Linked DNA regions of Homo sapiens: region 1 is linked to region 2. The links are chromatin loops, found by intact Hi-C in ENCODE. Cell type or tissue: ascending aorta. All regions are shown on one strand.

The links. Peaks named below come from ENCODE experiments on the same cell type or tissue, not always from the same donor. Only the 100,000 strongest peaks of a DNase experiment are listed, where the experiment ranks them.
Region 1: a loop joins it to region 2, with 1.9 times the contacts of the local background. A loop is called at or near these places in 1 of 110 quality-filtered maps.

The regions. Positions count from the first base shown.
Region 1 is chr10:591,003-596,002 of GRCh38, forward strand. The region is part of intron 1 of DIP2C (disco interacting protein 2 homolog C); the gene reads right to left. Among named protein-coding and RNA genes, the nearest start is that of DIP2C-AS2, 35 kb to the right of the region's middle. In ascending aorta, no CTCF peak of the experiment used is centred here; a DNase peak (open chromatin) is centred at 3,059; H3K4me3 peaks cover 594 bases; H3K27ac peaks cover 1,066 bases.
Region 2 is chr10:662,799-667,798 of GRCh38, forward strand. The region is part of intron 1 of DIP2C (disco interacting protein 2 homolog C); the gene reads right to left. It overlaps DIP2C-AS1 (DIP2C antisense RNA 1), which reads left to right. Exons shown (of 4, transcript NR_187391.1): 4 at 1-5,000. Among named protein-coding and RNA genes, the nearest start is that of DIP2C-AS1, 15 kb to the left of the region's middle. RefSeq lists an enhancer at 1,185-1,712. In ascending aorta, no CTCF peak of the experiment used is centred here; DNase peaks (open chromatin) are centred at 2,863 and 3,583; H3K4me3 peaks cover 1,332 bases; H3K27ac peaks cover 934 bases.

The DNA.
Region 1 (5,000 bases), 72 kb before region 2:
GACCATTTCCCTTGTCAAGATCAACACTGCAAACACACATCCAATTCATCCTGTCACTAAAAAATGAAAGAAGCCGCCACCTCCATCACAGATAACAGTCAGGTTTCCATTACTGGTTTTTTTTGTTTTGTTTTTTTTAGATGGAGTCTCTGCTCTGTCACCCAGGGTGGAGTGGAGTGGCGTGATCTCGGCTCACTGCAACCTCTGCACCTTCCCGGTACAAGTGTTTCTCCTGCCTCAGCCTCCCGAGTAGCTGGGATTACAGGTGCCCGCCACCACGCCTGGCTAATATTCATATTTTCAGTAGAGACAGGGTTTCACCATGTTGGCCAGGCTGGTCTCAAACTCCTGACCTCAGGTGATCCACCTGCCTCGGCCTCTCAAAGTGCCGGGATTACAGGTGTGAGCCACCATGCCCTGCCATTACTGGTGTAATTTCTAAGCCACTCTCTCACACCCACTCCCCTATTTTGTTAAAAACCAGTTATATGGCTATATTTTTTCCAAGAGAACCAGTTACCCATTTGAAGTACAAATAAAACATCATGTTTAAAAACCAAAAATGCCAATTTGCACAGAAGTTTACAAATACCCAGTCGATTTGAGCCTTGAGAATAAGATCAAGCTGTTGGCTAAATACAACTTCCCTTTTCATCTGCCTGCCGGTGAGTTAGACACAAGGACGAAGCCACCAGCTAGGGACATGAAGGCAGGAACCACCAAGGTAACCGAGACTCCAAATAAAAGCTCAAGGGACCAACACAAAGGTACCACACCCCACACCCTCCTCTCCTTCCTTTTCAGAACTTCCACAGGATGAAACAGGGACCTCTCCTCAGACGTCCCACAGTGCAGGCAGCCAGAGGGGAAGACAGCGGCGGCCTGAATGAGGCGACCAGGAAATCACATTCCACAAACAGCAGAAAGTCTCCATGTGCTTTACATCTTGTCTCTGAAGAACGATGCGAGTCTAAGTCGCCAGAAAACCATATTCAAGTGTCATTTCACATTTCAAGCGAAGAAAACAGTGGTAGGGCATGAGGGAGACACATTCATAGCCATGTGTTCTGGGGTATTCAACAAGAGGTTTTTTTCTGTTATAAACGTATAATTAGACATTCTCACATTTCTGTATAATTGATATTTCTGCTAATTAGGAAGCATATTAATATAAAGTGAATTCCAAGTGTAATAATCGGAGGACCCATTCAGATGACTTCAGGTTCTGCTGTGTTTCAACTGAAGAAAATGGTTCTGTGTATTGGTAACAAGGCGTGACAGTTTGTGTGGCTGTAATGAGGGCTCATGTTGCCTCCGTAGCAGCGGATGTTATATCACCACATTATCTTCTACAAAAAATCCTGAAAAAAATGAAGGCTGAATAGACATACATACCCTCCCAAAATAATCCAAATGTCCATCGATACGAAAACAGATGAATGACGGTTTGTTCCCACCATGGAATATTCCTCAGCAGTGAAAATAAACTATAGCCACAGGTACCAACTAGCATAAAGAAAATATTTTTAAAATGCTTAAAGTGAACTGACTAGGTGGAATTCCTCGATTACAGGTGTCTGCTTAGAAAGGGTATGGTTCTGAATTCCTGGGATTCAGAAACTAATTAGCAACCCTGTTTGGAGGCACATCTAGAAAAAAGCAAAATAATGACAACACTATTTTTAATTCTTTGTAAATTATAACTATTACTATGAAAATTCTAAAAATGTGAAATTTTTCCCAACTGTTCCTTTGACAAGCTTCAAAATAAATACCATGAGAATACAGCTCCAGTTAAGTTAGTAGAATGGAAACCTGAAGATGTACGAGCCGTCCCTGCTCGTGTAGAAATCTGAGAGCAGGTATGACACTGCAAGGCTCAAACCAACTGGGTATTTGGAAACTTCTGTGCAAAATGGCATTTTTGGTTTTTAAACACGAGGTCACTGTTATTTGTACTTCAAACAGGTAACAGTTTGGTTCTCTTGGAAGAAATACAGCCATAAAACTGGTTTTAAAAATATATATATGGGAGTGGGTATGAGAGAGTAGCTTACAAATTATGCCAGTAGTGGCCGGGAACGGTGGCTCATGCCTGCAATCCCAGCACTGAGAGGCAGTCCCCACACCTTTGAGGGCACTGGTCTCCTCTGCCGCCTTCCTGCAGGACCAACCCCAGGACACTCACTGGGTTTCCATCCCTGCCTCATTCAACATCCCCCCGGGGTGGTCTCATCGTCATCTGGGGCTCAGCTCTGCCCCACTTTCCTAAATCTGACTTCAGAGCCTGCAAACACCCACGCCCAGTGTAACCCTAAGTCCACGTTTACCCCAGAGAGTCCCAATTTTATATGTTTTCCCAACATCACCTTAGTGATAATTTATCCTGTAAATTCCAACTGCCTTCACACCTCACCCCCGCTGTCTCCCAGCAGACCCCACACCCGGGTCTGTGCATGCCGCCCTGCTCTGCCCACGCGGGACCCCCCCCCCCCCACCCTTTCTGGAGAAATCAGCTGGCGATCATCTCCTCGTGGAAGGCTGCCCTGACTTCCAACCCTCTCCAGCAGAGGCAGGGGCCCTCCTCGGTACTTCCCCCCAAAAGCTGGGCCAAGCATGGAGACGGCACATATCCTAGCTGTGCCTGGGATGTCACGGGCGGGGTCCCCAGATGCTCTGCACACGGCCTGGGGCACCACCTGAACACAGCAAGTGCTGAAGAAATAAAACCGACATGCACTGACCTCCGATAGGGCCTCCTTTACCATCCACATCCGTCTCCCCTCTGGACAGTAAAGTCCACAAGAAAGGGAGAGCTTGTCTCACTCACCTTCAAATTCCCAGGGTCACCCTGGCAGGTAAAGGGGACTCGAATGTCTTCTGAAAGCAGCAGCTGGTTAGCTGCCGAGTTAAAGGGCCTCTGAATTTCAGAGCTCTGTGTAGGAGTCCAGCACACTTTATCATGAATGACTCCAACCACGGCGGAACTGGCCGTGGAACCAGTGCCAACCAATTCAGGGTGTGTTCACCGTTTCTCAGTTCATTATCACAACTCACTAACAGAGCAGCCGTGCACAGATCCTCAGACGTTTACGCAGTGGGATGACAGAGGGGCCGACGGTGCTGAGTCACGTGAAGGTCCCGTTGCAGACTGGGAGAGAACGGCCAGACATGGACCCAGGGAGAGCACAGACCTCGGTTAAGTCAGCTCCATGTAAATAGCACTCCTGCCAGGCCCTTTCCTATCTGCACAGCTTCTACAAATTCAACTCTCACACCTGACACCTAAGAATACTGCACAACCCCACATGAAACTCCCCACTTACCTCCCAAAATGACCTGGCACGGCCGAGTACAAACCATTTCAACATAAGGGAACATGGCCAAGTACAAACCATTTCAACATAAGGGAACATGGCCGAGTACAAACCATTTCAACATAAGGGAACATGGCCGAGTACAAACCATTTCAACGTAAGGGAACATGGCCGAGTACAAACCATTTCAACGTAAGGGAACATGGCCGAGTACAGACCATTTCAACGTAAGAGAACATGGCTGAGTACAAATCATTTTAACATAAGGGAACGTGGCTGAGTATAAACCATTTCAACGTAAGGGAACTGGAGGGCACGTGGTGCTTTCTCGAGTCCCTGGCTGCTTCCTGACAGGAAGGCCCAATGCTTCAACACCCCTAGTGAAGGGCAGGTCTCGTCGGCCCCCTCAGAGTCAAGAAAACCCATGTTCACTTTCTCAAGACCACACACAACCGAGCCGCAAACCAGGGCGGAATCTCGACTCTCCGGGTTCAGATCATGTCGAATTTACGACCTGCTGCTGTGGACACTGCAGGAAATGATGAGCCTGATTCGGGCTTTGACCTTGAGCTAATTAGCATTAGCTAATTTCACTTCCCAGGACCAACTTCCAAGGCCTGCAAAGCCAGAGAAGGGAGAGGAGACAGAACACGCCCTCACCGCAGACCTGGTGCAAAGCACGCACTTCTCAGATGTGTCCCAAGGTGCAGTGTGTCCGATGCCCGTTCACATCCACCGACCCGCAGGTCTTCTACATGGCATCAGCCTCCTGGGCACTCGGGACAAGAGGTAAAATGGCAAATCCCCTCTGCAGCAAAGGCGAGGCGCAGGGCCCACACGGAATCAAACTGACCTTTTTCTGACAGTCTCAAAACAAAGAAAATACTGTACAGCCAACGTCCCCTCACGCAGGTTTACTCACCTGTGACTCGTGGGCCATGACAGAAAACTTCAGGTTCTTATTAGTTCCTATTTTCCCCATCCAGGAAGCCTTTGGTTTTAATATACAAACTTGCCATTTTGTAGGCCAAAAACAGCCAAATATTGGCAGTTTCCTATGGTTCAACTGAATAAAATATGACCACAACCTTTTGTGAAACCATGAAGAAAAAGTGAGTATCTCAATATGTGTTTCCAGACTGTGGCTTTGTCCCTGAAGCACTAACTCTTCTCACTCAGGATTTGAGACACTGAAGAACAAACATCAATATCCCACCAAGAGAACTGAAAGAATGAAATGATTTTGCATCTACCTTGAAGCCTTTTTAGAACAAGGCAGGACACAAACTTTTAAAAAGCTCCAGTTGTCCCTCCATCTACACAGGGACATCGGTTCCAGGACACCCCGGGTTTACCGAAATCCACGCGTCCGCAGGACCCGCGCCCACCCTGTGGAGCTGCATGTAGGAAATGTCGGCCCTCCACAAAGTCAGGTTTTTTCAATAAGGGTTTGGTTGGGAAAAAAAATTAACGTAAATGATCCTTCGAAGCTCAAGCCCATGTTGTTCAGGGTCAGCCGCACTTACTACTTGTGTCATAATCTGAGGCCTGACAGCCATCGTTCTTGATAAAGGGATGGTTAACAAACTAACTGTTCTGATTAGAAAGCGGAGGAAAAAGCTTATTTTTAAGCCGACAAAGAGTGGACACTGCTATGGTGAATGGAAAACAGACGTAAATAAG
Region 2 (5,000 bases):
AAACTGTGGCAGGCCTGCGATGGCTGTGGTTGAGGAAAGAGGCCACACCCACAGCCAGCAGAACCACACTCAGCAGCAGCCTAGCCCCACGTGGAAGAGGCGTGAACACTCTCGGGAGAGGTGGATGTACGCTAATGGTTCTCAGCTCCGACCTCTGTGATTAACAGAACATGCTGATTGGTTTTATCTGAACGTCACACAAAAGGGTTTCTATGTCCAGGAAAGACTCTAAACACTCTGGACCCTGCTGGGGCAGATGGTGACCGTGACCCAGTGATACCACTCTCCAGTGGGCAGCCTGGTCTGCAGAGGGGGAGATCCCTGGGGCAGCCCTACCTCAGCATGGGTGAGTTTCTGTTGCAATTCTATGTCCAGTGTAAATAAACTGTGGAAAACTGGGAGATGGTACAAGAAAGCAAGGATGCCAACTAAATGAATAGAAAGATCTACAAGGGAAGGCTGAGATCAGCTGAAATAGGATTGGGAAAGTAAAGGCCTGGCTGGAACTTCGTAATGGCTTTTGAGGCTCGGGAACAGGGACAGTAGCTGCCCTGTCCATCCCAGGAGAGAACAGACGGACATGGCTGGAAAGCACTTCCCTGACTAAAAGTGTCTTTAAAAAGGGAGATCTCAGAATCTCCTTCCCTGGAATGCTTTAACCCTTCATGGAACACAGCAGAAATTCCACAGCCCTGCATCCCAGGAAGCAGGGACAGGACAGCAGCTTCCAGCACACAGAAGCATTTAGAGGCATAAGTAGCTACGCAAAGACAGCAGGAGCCGTGCCTCGAAAAGGCTGAGATGTCTGAGAAATAAAGTTGTACGCGGATTTACGCCTGGGCAGGTTGAAATGCGTGTGCCATGACAGATCCGGAAGCTTGTCTACTCGAAGGTCCACATCCAGGTATGTTTCACAGTCATCACAACTAGATTTTCAGAAATTTAAAACTCCTAATGAAGAAACACAAACCTGCACGTCTCACGCCACCACTTAAGGCAGCGGCTCTCAAGCAGGGGCGATTCTACTGGGAGGAGGGATGCTGATGGCACCAGAGGGTGGGAAGCAGGGATCTGACGCTTAGCACCGCAGGTGCCAAGGACGGCCTCCTCCCCACAAGGGCTCCGGGAGGCCACACCAGAGGGTGGGAGGCAGGGGTGACGCTCAGCACTGCAGGCACCGAGGACAGCCTCCTCCCAGGAGGAAAAAACAAAGACGGGAAAAAACAAAGGCTCCCCACAAGGGCTCCAGGGGGCCACACCAGAGGGTGGGAGGCAGGGGTGACACTCAGCACCGCAGGCACCGAGGACGGCCTCCCACAAAGGCTCCTCTGGGCCAGAGCATCCGTAGTGCCAAGGGGAAAAGCCCGGACACAAAGGATCCAGTGTTTTCAACGTTGCTCAGGGTATCTCCACACAGAAACTCCCATCTGCCTTTTGTGCAAACTCTGGGGTCTTGCAATCGATAAACGTTCACAAGACACAACACGTGAACCTAACAATTCTCTTTTGCTCCAGGAGAGAGAAAAGAAGGAATGGTTTGGGGAGATTCACCGAAATTCTGTGAGTTCTTGACTAAAAATCACCAAGTCCGCTGTGTTCTGTTATCAGCAGTCCTGGGTAGGCCCAGACCCACCTCACCCCCAGCGGGACCCAGGAAAGGCTTTAAACCTCAAACGTCCCTTTTCGTAACACTGGCTGTTTCATGTGGTTAATAAATCATCCAATAAAATGACACACATAAGCCCAGTTATACACTCGACACATTAACACTATTGATCATTGTTATATGTCCGGGTTAATCAACATTACAATGCTACAGAGAAATCATTGGTACTAAGAGTTGTAAGGATGATTTTTTAAAATTTATGTATCTCAATTTTTTATACTGTTACTTTTTACATTTTAAAAAATGTATATTCTGAAATATTTTTGATATTTTAAAATGTTAATGTATCAAGCATTTTAAAATGAACCAAATATATATCTACAAATATATAGGGAATTTTTAAATAAATATCAGGGTAGAAGGAATTAAAACTCCTAACTTAATACTAAATAGACGGGAAAAAACAAAGTAGAGAGTTCTCACAGACTCCTGAAGGAATATATAGTAATAAAGCTCAAAAAGTACATTAAAACCTTTATAACGATGTTTTAATTACCAACTAACAAGAAAATATCTACTGAATCGCGACTAGCAGATACCCAGGTCTGTTCAGCACCTGTACTCTCCCCTAGGTCTGCTGAGGAACAGATCAATTCTGTTGGAGTTGACCTTGAAATTTAAAAAAACAAAACAAAACAAAACAAAAACAGCTTTAAAGATTTAAATTTCCTGAATAAAACAGAAAATAAAAATAACACTTCTGCACCTGTGAGTTCTCTTGACCCTAATTTATTTTTTGCTTTGGATGGTTCATAAAATATACATATATACCTTAACCGTGCTTTATATTATATACTAGTGATTGTTAATTCATTATTAACCTCACTCTACAGCTAAATTCTAACACTAATCATGGTGGCATCATTAGGACATTGTTCTAGGTGGTGCTTTTTTAACTGAAAAGAAAAACGGGGGATAGGTAATAAATAATTATGTAATCTAAAGAAAAAGTTTTAATTGTGTGAGTCCAGTAACGCGATCATCTAGCATGGAAAATATTTTCAGTAGTTCCAGGAAACTTCACATAAGAAACACTAAATAAATTCTAAGTTCAGTATATGAGTTAGAGACATTTCCAAAAGGAAAGCACACACAGTTGGTTGGGAGCGCCTGGATTTTCTCTAGCAAAAGACTCGTGGAATCCATGCTTTCGCCGCCACGTGACGAGGCACACGCGGACTGGGACATCGTCCTCCACCCTCCAGAACCAAACGCTACGCGAAACCACAGCGCCAGATTCCCACACTGGAAAATCCCTGAGCAAAGACTCACGTGACTCCTCCTCAGCCGCTTTCCCAAAACAAAACACATCAATCAAACGAACCCGATGAAATATACGAGATCGAAAGGAAAACAAGAGCCAGGCTTATCTCTTACAGGAACACTCCATAAATCTTACACTGAATTCACTCATCCTTCCACACAATCTGCTGATAAGAGGTAAATAATCAAGTGGAAATCACTCAAAGAAGCGCTTTCCTCCCCCAACAGACGCCGAAGTCTTTGCCGTGGCACTTATGGGGTGCTCTAACTTCTCAGCGCTGGCCGTCACCAACGCAGGCCGGCAGCACCCTGGAAAGGCCCAGGTCCCGCAGCTCTCCCTCCACGCGTGGCTACGGTGGAGGAACGAAGAGCAGCTGTGAGTTCGTGGGAAAGAAGGGCTATCTGGAATAATACGAGTCCGGGTGACATATGTAATTGTGAGTTTTTGTTTTCTCCGAACTGGCCTTATTATTATTAATTATTCCTTCAGCACCTACCGGGAAAGCGAGAAGAAAGCAAAGGGCATCACTCCCTACCCACGAAAGACTCACAACATCCCTGGAAAAGCAACGAGGCGAACGGCTGGTCTGCGTTCAGAGCTGGTGAGGAGCAGGGAGAAGAATCCAGAGCGTCCCCGCCTCCCTCCCTCACCGCCCTCCCGCACTGATGTGAACACGGGAGTAACACCGCGCGTGGGGAATCCACTGGCACCCAGAGCCCGGCCCGCGGCAGCAGAATCACCCAAGACTGAGATCCTGTGGCCTGAGTCGGGGCCGGGGAAACCAAGCCTGCAGGACTCCGGGAGCAGCCGGTTTCTGCACACAGGTAACATAGAACTGGGGGTAAGCAAAGCCACGAGGTCGGCCCGTGGCCTGTCTGCCCGTGGCCTGTCTGCCCGTGGCCTGTCTGCCCGTGGCCTGTCTGCGCACAGCTATTAAAAGTTCAATAAACGTGGTGGCAGCAGCTGAACTGGCTACCACAGGACGCAGCTGGGGTCTGGACGTGGGCCTGGGGGCTGGTGGAAGGCACGTGTGTTGAGGCGTGTACTCAGGGCCTGCCTACTTCCCCAGGCCTACGGGGACAGATGTAGCTCCCCAGGAAATACCACAGGCAGACCCCGGCCGGCAAGCTGCCCCAAGAAGCAGTGCGCCTCCCAAAATCAGAAGCAGCTAAGCTGACCCCCACCTCATGTGAAAGAGCCAGGCACCAGGGAGAGGGCACCCACCCAGTCTCCTAATCATAACAGACATTCACAGCAACACCACGAAAAAGAAACTACTGCTCTGACCTGGAAAAATGAAATTTAAAACAGAAAACACACAGGTTGTAACTAAAAGGCAGACGGACCAGGTGCGGTGGTTCATGCCTGTAATCCCAACACCTTGGAAGGCCGAGGCAGGCGGATGACATGAGGTCAGGAGTTCAAGACCAGCCTGGCCAGCATGGTGAAACCCCATCCCTACTAATAATACAAAAACTAGCCAGACGTGGTGGCAGGCACCTGTAATCCCAGCTACTCAGGACTGGGAGGAGGCGCAGGATGACGACGAGAGAGAGACGAGAGAGGCAGATGGCCCACGGCAGGCTGAGCACAGGACCTGGCTGAGGCCTCCTGGGGAGGGGCAGAGGCAAACATGCTGCTGCTTCTAGGCTACTCGGGAGGACGCACGCTCAGAAGGGGCTGCACGGCAGGACTTGCTGAGGAGCAGTCACGTGGATGCCCCCGCCTCTCACAACGCACACACTGACAACATGCAACTCACATACAACACAACATGCATGTACAATGTACTCATACAACATATACAACACTGACAACACACAACACACACAACACATGCAACCTATACAACACATACCCAATATATGCTACTCACAACACAATATGCATTTATAACACACTCATACAACACATACCCAATGCATGCAACTCACAACACAACACGTACGTACAACACATACACACATACAGCACACGTAACACATACAACACAACACACATGTACAATGCACTCATACAGCACACACAACTCATAACATGCACATACAACACACAACACTCATACAAAAC